3 separate regions of the Homo sapiens genome follow, and regions 1 and 3 are each linked to region 2. Evidence: chromatin contacts called from ENCODE Hi-C or POLR2A ChIA-PET data. All regions are on one chromosome and are shown on one strand. Each heading gives the region's core, a stretch centred on a gene start or an enhancer-like site at or near the end of the contact. The rest is flanking DNA. Distances are from core to core; before and after follow the strand shown.

Region 1 (2,700 bases), core at 76-2,575, 310 kb before region 2:
TTTTAGGGACTTCAACCCAGGCATCAAGATTTTCAAGTTCCTCCGTTGATTAAAATGTGCAGTCAAGGCAGACTACTACTGCAAATCATAGAGGAATCCTATTTTTCCAGTTTAAGAGCTTTAGAACTCTTCCTCTTTTCTCTGTCTTACTCTTTTTTTCTAGGTATAAAGCCTGATCCAAAGTTTAGGTGCTTGAGCCAGGTGCAGTGGCTCACGCCTGTAATCCCAGCACTTTGGGAGGCGGAGGCAGTGGATCACCTGAGGTCAGGAGTTTGAGACCAGCCTGGCCAACATGGTGAAATCCCGTCTCTACTAAAAATACAAAAAATTAGCCAGGCGTGGTGGCAGGCGCCTGTAATCCCAGCTACTCAGGAGGCTGAGACAGGTGAGTTGCGTGAACCCAAGAGGCGGAGGTTGCAGTGAGCTGAGATTGCGCCATTACACTCCAGCCTGGGCCACAGAGCAAGACTCCATCTAAAAAAAAAAAAAAAGGCCGGGCGCGGTGGCTTATGCCTGTAATCCCAGCACTTTGGGAGGCTAAGGCAGGCGGATCACGAGGTCAAGAGATTGAGACCATCCTGGCTAACACGGTGAAACCCCGTCTCTACTAAAAAATACAAAAAATTAGCCGGGCATGGTGGTGGGTGCCTGTAGTCCCAGCTACTCGGGAGGCTGAGGCAGGAGAATGGCGTGAACCCGGGAGGCTGAGCTTGCAGTGAGCCGAGATCGCGCCACTGCACTCCAACCTGTGCAACAGAGCGAGACTCCGTCTCAAAAAAAAAAAAAAAAAAAGTTTAGGTGCTCCTTTGTCTTTCTGTATTTCTTTGTAGATTTCTTTTCTTCTGTCGTATATTTCAGCAGTTCTGAAATGTTAGGGTACATAGGAATTGCTCAAGGAGTTTGCTAAAATGCAGACCACCATCCATACTCTTTAAGAAAGACTGTTATATAGGATCCATATATCCACTGCAATGAGCAGGAACCTGTGCTGCTTTGTAAGCCTCGTTTAGCTTTGCCTCTAGGAGGGGGACTAGCTTGGACTTGATGTTGAGGTAATCGGTGAGTACCTCAGGCAGGAGGATAAACAAAACCTCCAGGCCACTACCAATTCCGTTCATACCCACACCTTCTGTGTTTCACTTTGAACTACTGACCTTTCTGGCTTATCTTGGAAAATCCCCCACGAGGACACTGAGACCAGTGCTTGTCTGTCCTTGACAATTGTGGTCAGTGCTGACTCCAAGAAAGCTGATATTAAACACTAAAGCCTCCTTCTTCTTTTCCCCGGACTTTATCAATCTGCTTTTAATTGTTAACTAGGACTGGTTTCACCAGCTAGGAGTCAACCAGTATGTAGTCACACATTGGTTCTCAAACTTTGATGAAATGGTGCCATCAGACTTTCCTGGATGATTCACATTTATCACGGATTCCTAGGCAAGGCTGATGCCGTGGGCTGGGAGCCTCACTTTAAGAACCACTGCTTTAGCAAATACAGCAAATACCTATAGGTTCTTGACCCAAGCATTTCAACATTCACGCACTTTCTTCCTGCCAGTTTTGTGGTGTAACCAATCTAAGAGGGAATAAACAATAGATAGATGGCTGAAGCATTGCCCTCCTGAAGGGCTGAACCCTAGACATCATTGGGGGACTTCTTGCAAGCCTCAAATCTACATTCTGTTTCAGAGCTCATCACATATGAGTGACATTGTAAGACCTTTATTCAGTTTTGTTTTTTTATTAACCTTTAACTTTATTTTGAAATTATTTTATTTTATTTTATTTTATTTATTTATTTTTTATTTTATTTTTTGAGTTGGAGTCTTTCTCCGTCACCAGGCTGGAGTGCAGTGGTGCAATCTCGGCTCGCTGCAACCTCTGCCTCCCGGGTTCAAGCGATTCTCCTATCTCAGCCTCCCGAGTAGCTGGGGCTATAGACGCCTGCCACCACGCCCAGCTAATTTTTGTATTTTTAGTAGAGACGGGGTTTCACCATGTGGCCAGGATGGTCTTGATCTCTTGACCTCGCGATCTGCCTGCCTCAGCCTCCCACAGTGGTGGGATTACAGGCGTGAGCCACTGTGCCTGGATTATTTTAATTTTTTTTAGAGACAGGTCTCACTCTGTTGCCCAGGCTTCAGTGCAGTGACTCAGTCATGGCTCACTGTAGTCTCACCCTCTCAGGCTCAAGTGATCCTCCCACCTCAGCCTCCCAAGTAGGTGGGAGTTACAGGCACATGCCACATCACCCAGCTAATTTTTTATTTTTTAATAGAAATGGGGTCTTGTCTTGCTTTGTTGCCCAGGCTGGTCTCAAACTCCTAGCCTTAACCAATCCTCCCACTTTGGCCTCCCAGAGTGCTGGGATTTTAGGCATGAGCCACTGTGCCAGGCCTGAAACAATTTTAGACTCACAAGAAATTGCAAAAATAGTACAGAGAGTTCCTATATACCCTTCAACAGCTTCTCCTAATGATGATCACAACTGTAGTACGTTTTCAAAGGGGATGGATAACCCATTTACCATGATGTGATTATTAGGCATTGCATGCCTGTATCGAAGTATTTCATGTATCACATGAATATATACACCCTTACTAGGTAGCCACAAAAATTAAAAATTAAAAAAAATTAGTACATATAAAAACCGAAGAAATCCAAGCCTAGTTAATAGTATTGTACCAATGTCAATTAAAC
Region 2 (2,973 bases), core at 241-2,740:
CATTATGGAACACTGTGCCAGCTGCTGCAGGGAGTCAGGAATGCATAGGGCACAGATGATCTCCTCAGAATGCATTGGCGTTTATTAGGTTGGTGCAAAAGTCATTGCAGTTTTGCCACTACTTTTAATGCAAAAGCTGCAATTACTTTTGCAGCAATCTATTAGATATGTAGTTGCAGAAGGAGGCAATCAATGCTATGTGTCCCATGAACAGCAGAGATGACACATGCTTTGAGGCTTTCAGGAGATACCAAGACAACTTCTATTAAGGAAATCTTAGAATAATTCATAGAAAAGGTAACTGTAGAGATGGAGTTTGTTGGATGAGCAGCACAGAATTATGAAAGAAGAGAGGTTCTCAATAGGGAAAATGTGACCAATATGTCCACTGTGCAGAAAAGTAGAGGGGGAGAAAGACTGAACAAGGTTTGATCACAAGTGAGTACATTTGAGAGAGTATCTGTGTGTGTGTGTGTGAGAGCGGGGGAAACTGGCAGAAAATTAAAATTTAGGACGTCAACTGTTTTATCTAAATAATACCACCTCACATACTTGGCTGACTTTACCATGGAATTAAGCTCATGTATTCATTCATTCAATAGATATTAATGGATTGCCTATTGGGCCGGTACTAGGGATACAATAGTGAACAAAACAGAAAAATTTCCAAGTTCTAAATCCATAGAGCAAGCTAGAAACTCCTGAGCAGGAGCTGATGCTCCAGTCCACAGGTAGAACTTCTTCAGAGAGACCTCAGTGCTGTTCTTAAGGCCTTTCAACTAATTGGATCATTTCCACCCAGAAAATCTAGGATAATTTCATTCACATAAAGTCAACTTGAGTGTAGATGACTACCAAATACATTTACAGCATCATATCTACCATATAGCTTTATAGCATCACCTCGATTAGTGTCTGCCTGAATAACTGGGTACCATAGCCTGGCCAAGTTGACACCTAAAACTGACCGTCACAGATGACTCACCAATTTTTACCCAGTAACAAACTGACTGGCTTTGTGTGGACTATGACACCTCTTTCCTCTACCTTCTGTTTTTTTAACTGGCTCTTTTGAATTATGTAGATGGCTTCAGACTTGGATTTCCTGTCTGGCAGGCTATAGTCAGGTTCCAAATGACAAAATATTAATTAGGAGGACTGTGCATGATCTTGTTTACAAATTCATTAGCACTGGGAGCTTGGCTTTGGCAGTTGTTTGTCCTGATGCCATGGGGGTACATTTCAGCCCCCAAATAGCACCATCTGGATCTCATGTCCAACTTTGTGGCCATTCTAATCTTCATCTCTTTAATATAAGAAGAGTGGTGCTGCTCGCACTGCTGCCCATAATTCAATATTAAAATACTCCTTTAAGAACAAAATAGTGCCTGTGTGACTTGGTGTGTGTCATGGGGAAATTCTAGGGAGGAGAAATAACTGCTATCCACTTCATCCTATTGACCCCAGTGAACTCTGTTCAATAAATATTTGCAGAGTGACTGAATGCCAAAGCATGTCTTGAGTTTATGCAACTTGGTGACATTTCCACCGCTAAAACTGTTACTACAAACTTTATCTTGGAGAACTCATGATAGGTGGTGAAGTTGCTCCGAACCTAGGAAGCTGCTATTGGCCAAATTATGTGCTGTTGGAGAGAAACATTTCCTGTGTATTCAAAAAAAGTGGAGGCTTGGCATGACTAATATGGTAAGAATGTTCTCATCTTCTCCAGGAGAAGAATGGAGTCAGGTAGAGCTTTGCAACAATCCGTGGTCACAAACCTCAGTAGACACCCAGGTCATTAACTAACCACATGCATGTGGCACATGGAATGGAACATCCCAGAGCTCTGAAACCACAGGCATCTCTCTGCTGGATTAAAGGAAGCAATTTCACAGGCCCAGACAGAAAAGGGATGTGGTGATTTTTCAAACGATTCTGATTTATAGTCAATAAGGTGCAAGGTTATGATACACAGAGTAAATGAATCGTTTACACTCCTCCTCATCACTCCCTTCCAGAAGCTCTGGCTTCTGCTGGTTTCTAGGAAGATACCAAGAGTGTCACCTTTATGAGCACCATGCCTGGTCTTTGTATCTGTCATCCAGCCTCCCATCTGTGAAGTGATTCTTCAGAAACCCCTGACTTTGGTTACTAGCCAAGCCAGGGTGTGATATTTTTTCCTGTTTAATTAACAACAACAAAAAAAGGCTTGCGCATTTACTTTTGCCAGCTATCTGAAAGTTCAAAAGGTAAAGAACATTTCCGTCCACAAATAAGCCATGGAATGTATTTGGAAATTGAGTTTTCATCAGTAGTTGCTGTTTTGAGCCACTTATTCCACTGCTGAGGAAAGTGAAATGGGAGTTCTTTCCTGAAAGGGGGGGAAAAAAACCCAGAAACTTTGTATTTAGAATTTCACATCTATGGTAGAGGCTCTAGGAATTTGAGGTCATCTTTCTGACACTGATTTAGGCTAGTACACCCTCAGATGGGAGGTATTTATTATACCCATTGGTACAATGAAAGTTCAAATTTATACTGAAAGAAAATAATAAGATAAAGGCATGGCCATTTTGAGACCTTCTGATGATAGGCCATGATGGTACTTCATAAACCAACCTATCCTTAGCAAAAGACTCGTTTCATAAATTGCATTTTTAATTTATAATGATGCAAAGCTGAATGCCATATTTGCCGTGTAGGGCTACCCATTACAGACCAGGCATCCTGTCCATGGAACTTGGTAGAAAACCCCCAAAGTATCCCCTTTCATGCTGATCCAAGAGTCCAGATGCCACATTTTGTGCCACTTTATGAAGGAAGTGACATTTGAATTGAAGGCTGAAATGCAAGGAGGATTTAAATGACAGGGAAGGATGTAATTTAAGTGTCTGTCATCTGTCTGATCTCATCTCCCAACATTCTGAGGCTATTTTTCAAGAATTGAGAAAACTGTCTTGAATCCCCATC
Region 3 (3,103 bases), core at 179-2,678, 330 kb before region 2:
GGATTGGTGGTTGCCAGGGGCTGTAGCGAAGGGGAAATGAGGAGTTACTAATAAATGGGCCTAAAGTTTCAGTTGAGCAAGATGAATAAGATCTAGAGAGCTGCTGCACAACGTCGTACCCACAGTCAACAATAATAGATTGCACACTTAAAAATGTGGTAAGTGCGTACATCTCCCGTTAAGTGTTCTTACACAATAGAATTTAAAATATTGTTAGAAGTGAATAAGGCAGAATGACATTCTTTATCTTGTTAGGAGGGCTGGAAGCTCAGACCTTGCATGAAAGGACAATGTGTGTTAGTAATGATTTCTACAACCAGGCGGAACATCAGCCACCTCAATTCCTTGTCATTTCACTTTAAGCTCTGCCTGGATGGTTCCTGAAAACCATGACCTACAAAATTTTGTTTTATTCTATTTAATTCAGTTATAATTCACCAAGCATATACTGCCTTAAGAATTTGGTGCCTGAATTATGCAGATGAATAAAAAATGAGATAGGTAGGGATGAGTCCCTCTTGGAAGAGGCATCACCAACAGCTCAGAGAGTACTAGGACCATACAACCTAGGTTTAAGTGGAGGCCTTACTGTTTCCAGTTCCATAGCACCGGGCAAGTTCCCTCTTTAAGCCTCAGTTTCTTATCCCCCACCTAAGTGGGATGAATCCAGATGTGTACCTGACAGCTGATGTGCTCCCAGTAGCTAGTAACATTGCTTTTGCTGTTATGCTTATTCTTTTTATTGTTATTACTATATTATCCCTGCCCTCAAGTAGCTTATAGCCTATTTGTGGAGACCCATTTGTACACACTACCCTGCACAAAGCAGAAAAATTAAAAAACTGCTGAATGACATTTACAAGCAAAGTTCAATCCAAACACATAGGAAGATGGTTGGTTAATGAAACCAGCTTTGTTTGTTTTGAGACACGGTCTTGCTCTGTTGCCCAGGCTGGAGTGCAGTGGTGTAATGATAGCTCACTGCAGCCTTGACCTCCTGGGCTCAAGTGACTCTCCCACCTCAGCCTAGGAGGTTAGCTGGGACTACAGATGATGCCACCACACCTGGCTAATTTAAAAAAAAAAATTTTTATAGAGATGAGGTCTCACTTTGTTGCCCGGGCTGGTCTCAGACTCCTGGGCTCAAGGGATCCTCCTAAAGTGCTGGGATTACAGGCGTGAGCCACTGTGCCCAGCTGAAACCAACTTTTAGGAGAAGCAGTCCCTACCATGCCTAGAACAACGTGTATTTCTTAAGTGCTTAGCCACAGCCTTAAAGTGAAAGGGAAATAGAAAAATCAGCCTCCTCTTTAGCTGGTACAGGACAGAAGCAAAACATAGATATCTATGTTGATAGCATAACTTTTCACATTTTGTAGTATAGTTCATGACATTCTCAGACACTGAAATTCCATTGGAACCCAGTGCTTTACGTGGCTTTGAATATGGTATGTGTGAGTCATGTCTCTTTCAATACAACTGCAATCAATAAAAACCCCAGTAAAATGTGGTTAACCACAAGGGCATCCCTCCCCACCAGCTCCACCCCCAAATCAGCACTATGATTCATTCAATGTAGTCCTCCTCCCCCTAATGTATTTTACATTGGGAGATACTTATGCTTCCTCAGCACAAAAATCAGAAATCCTACTCTTCTGCTGGTCGCCTGCCCCTATGTTGTGCCGTCTTGCCCCACCCCCGACCCCTGGGAAGTCCAGTCGTGGCCTATACCCTGGGTAGCTGTGGCTGGGGAGAAACTCTGCCCAGTTTCATGCAGAAGCAGGACAGATGCTTCCAAAGGATGCAGTCTGAGGTCCCAGAAGACCTTACTGAGAAAAAAGTCTTTTCTTCTTTCTTACTAATATAACCCCAGCATCCATCTTCCTGTGTCTTCCTTAAATTGAATCCTGAGATGAGGCTTCCCATTTGCCACCACCTCCTTCGTTTTAATTCATTACATATATTATAGTGTGTTTGTTTGTTTGTTTGTTTGTTTGTTTGTTTTTGATACAGAGCCTTGCTCTGTTTCCCAGGCTGGAGTGCAGTGGTGCCATCTTGGCTCACTGCAACCGCCGCCTCCCGGGTTCAAGCAATTCTCCTGCCTTAGTCTCCTGAGTAGCTGGGATTACAGGCCCCTGTCACTATGCCTGGCTAATTTTGGATTTATTTATTTATTTATTTATTTATTTATTTATTTATTTAAGATGGAGTCTTGCTCTGTCGCACCAGGCACTCTATGAGTGCAATGGTGCGATCTTAGCTCACTGCAACCTCCGCCTCCCGGGTTCATGTGATTCTCCTGCCTCAGCCTCTCGAGTAGTTGGGATTACAGGCGCCCGCCACTGCGCCCAGGTAATTTTTGCATTTTTAGTAGAGACGGGGTTTCGCCATGTTGGCCAGGCTGGTTTCGAAGTCCTGACCTCAGGTGATCCGCCCGCCTCGGCCTCCCAAAGTGCTGGGATTACAGGCGTGAGCTACTGCACCCGGCCATTTTTTGGGTATTTTTAGTAGAGACGAGGTTTCACCATGTTGGCCAGGCTAGTCTCGAACTTCTGACCTCAAGTGCTCCTCCCCCCTCGGCCTCCCAAAGTGCTGGGATTATAGATGTGAGCCACCGTGCCCAGCCTGTTCATTTTGCTGTTGAGACAGAGTCTCACTCTGCCACCCAGTCTGGGGTGCAGGGACCATAGCTCACTGCAGCCTGGAACTCCTGGCCCCAAAGGATCCTTCCGCCTCAACCTCCTAGAGCGCTGGGATCACAGGGGTGCTACACCACACCCGGCCTGTTTTTTTTTTCTTATACAGAAGGGACCTGAGGAAACAATATGCATTGTGAGTGCACACCAGAGGGATAGAGAAAGGCAGACAAGGAAAGGAGAGGAAAGGCGGGTAATGGAAGAAGAGGTGTGGCAAGGGCAGCAGCCTTCACATTGCTTCCTCGCTGGGTCTGTGGCTATTACCCTCCTGAGCAGCACCTTCTCAGGCCAGCTCGGTCTAGAAAGCTGTCTGCCAGCAGATTCTAGTTGTCATCCCAGCAGTCCTTAAAACATGACCTGCCACCCACAAGGGAAATCTGGTCTCATTAGTACCTTTAATTATAAAA

Evidence for each region. Hi-C counts contacts between places; a loop is a spot of excess contacts on that map. ChIA-PET counts read pairs that join two places held with the same protein, here RNA polymerase II (POLR2A). Pooled maps may share reads with other maps.
Region 1: a loop to region 2 is called in a map of Calu3, with 8 times the contacts of the local background. The contact joins two enhancer-like sites. A Hi-C loop is called at or near these places in 3 of 168 maps with a recorded cell type or tissue (Calu3, MCF 10A and endothelial cell of umbilical vein) and 1 of 50 pooled maps. POLR2A ChIA-PET finds 5 or more read pairs at or near these places in 4 of 52 experiments (A549, HEK293T, MCF 10A and 1 more).
Region 3: a map of PC-9 shows a loop between it and region 2 (12-fold over the local background). The contact joins two enhancer-like sites. A Hi-C loop is called at or near these places in 5 of 168 maps with a recorded cell type or tissue (Calu3, MCF 10A, PC-3 and 2 more) and 3 of 50 pooled maps. POLR2A ChIA-PET finds 5 or more read pairs at or near these places in 4 of 52 experiments (A549, AG04449, MCF 10A and 1 more).

Annotation. Positions count from the first base shown.
Region 1 is chr1:218,396,791-218,399,490 of GRCh38, forward strand. All of the region lies in intron 1 of TGFB2 (transforming growth factor beta 2), which reads left to right. Among named protein-coding and RNA genes, the nearest start is that of TGFB2-OT1, 44 kb to the right of the region's middle. Within about 2 kb of position 1,326, at least 2 of the 41 ENCODE cell types and tissues checked have a DNase peak (open chromatin) inside an H3K27ac peak, as active enhancers do.
Region 2 is chr1:218,704,546-218,707,518 of GRCh38, forward strand. All of the region lies in intron 3 of LOC105372924 (a long non-coding RNA gene), which reads right to left. Among named protein-coding and RNA genes, the nearest start is that of LINC02869, 200 kb to the left of the region's middle. Within about 2 kb of position 1,491, at least 9 of the 41 ENCODE cell types and tissues checked have a DNase peak (open chromatin) inside an H3K27ac peak, as active enhancers do; they include PC-3, PC-9, Panc1 and 1 more, where a contact is called at or near this core.
Region 3 is chr1:218,375,988-218,379,090 of GRCh38, forward strand. All of the region lies in intron 1 of TGFB2 (transforming growth factor beta 2), which reads left to right. Among named protein-coding and RNA genes, the nearest start is that of TGFB2-AS1, 32 kb to the left of the region's middle. Within about 2 kb of position 1,429, at least 5 of the 41 ENCODE cell types and tissues checked have a DNase peak (open chromatin) inside an H3K27ac peak, as active enhancers do; they include PC-3, PC-9, Panc1 and 1 more, where a contact is called at or near this core.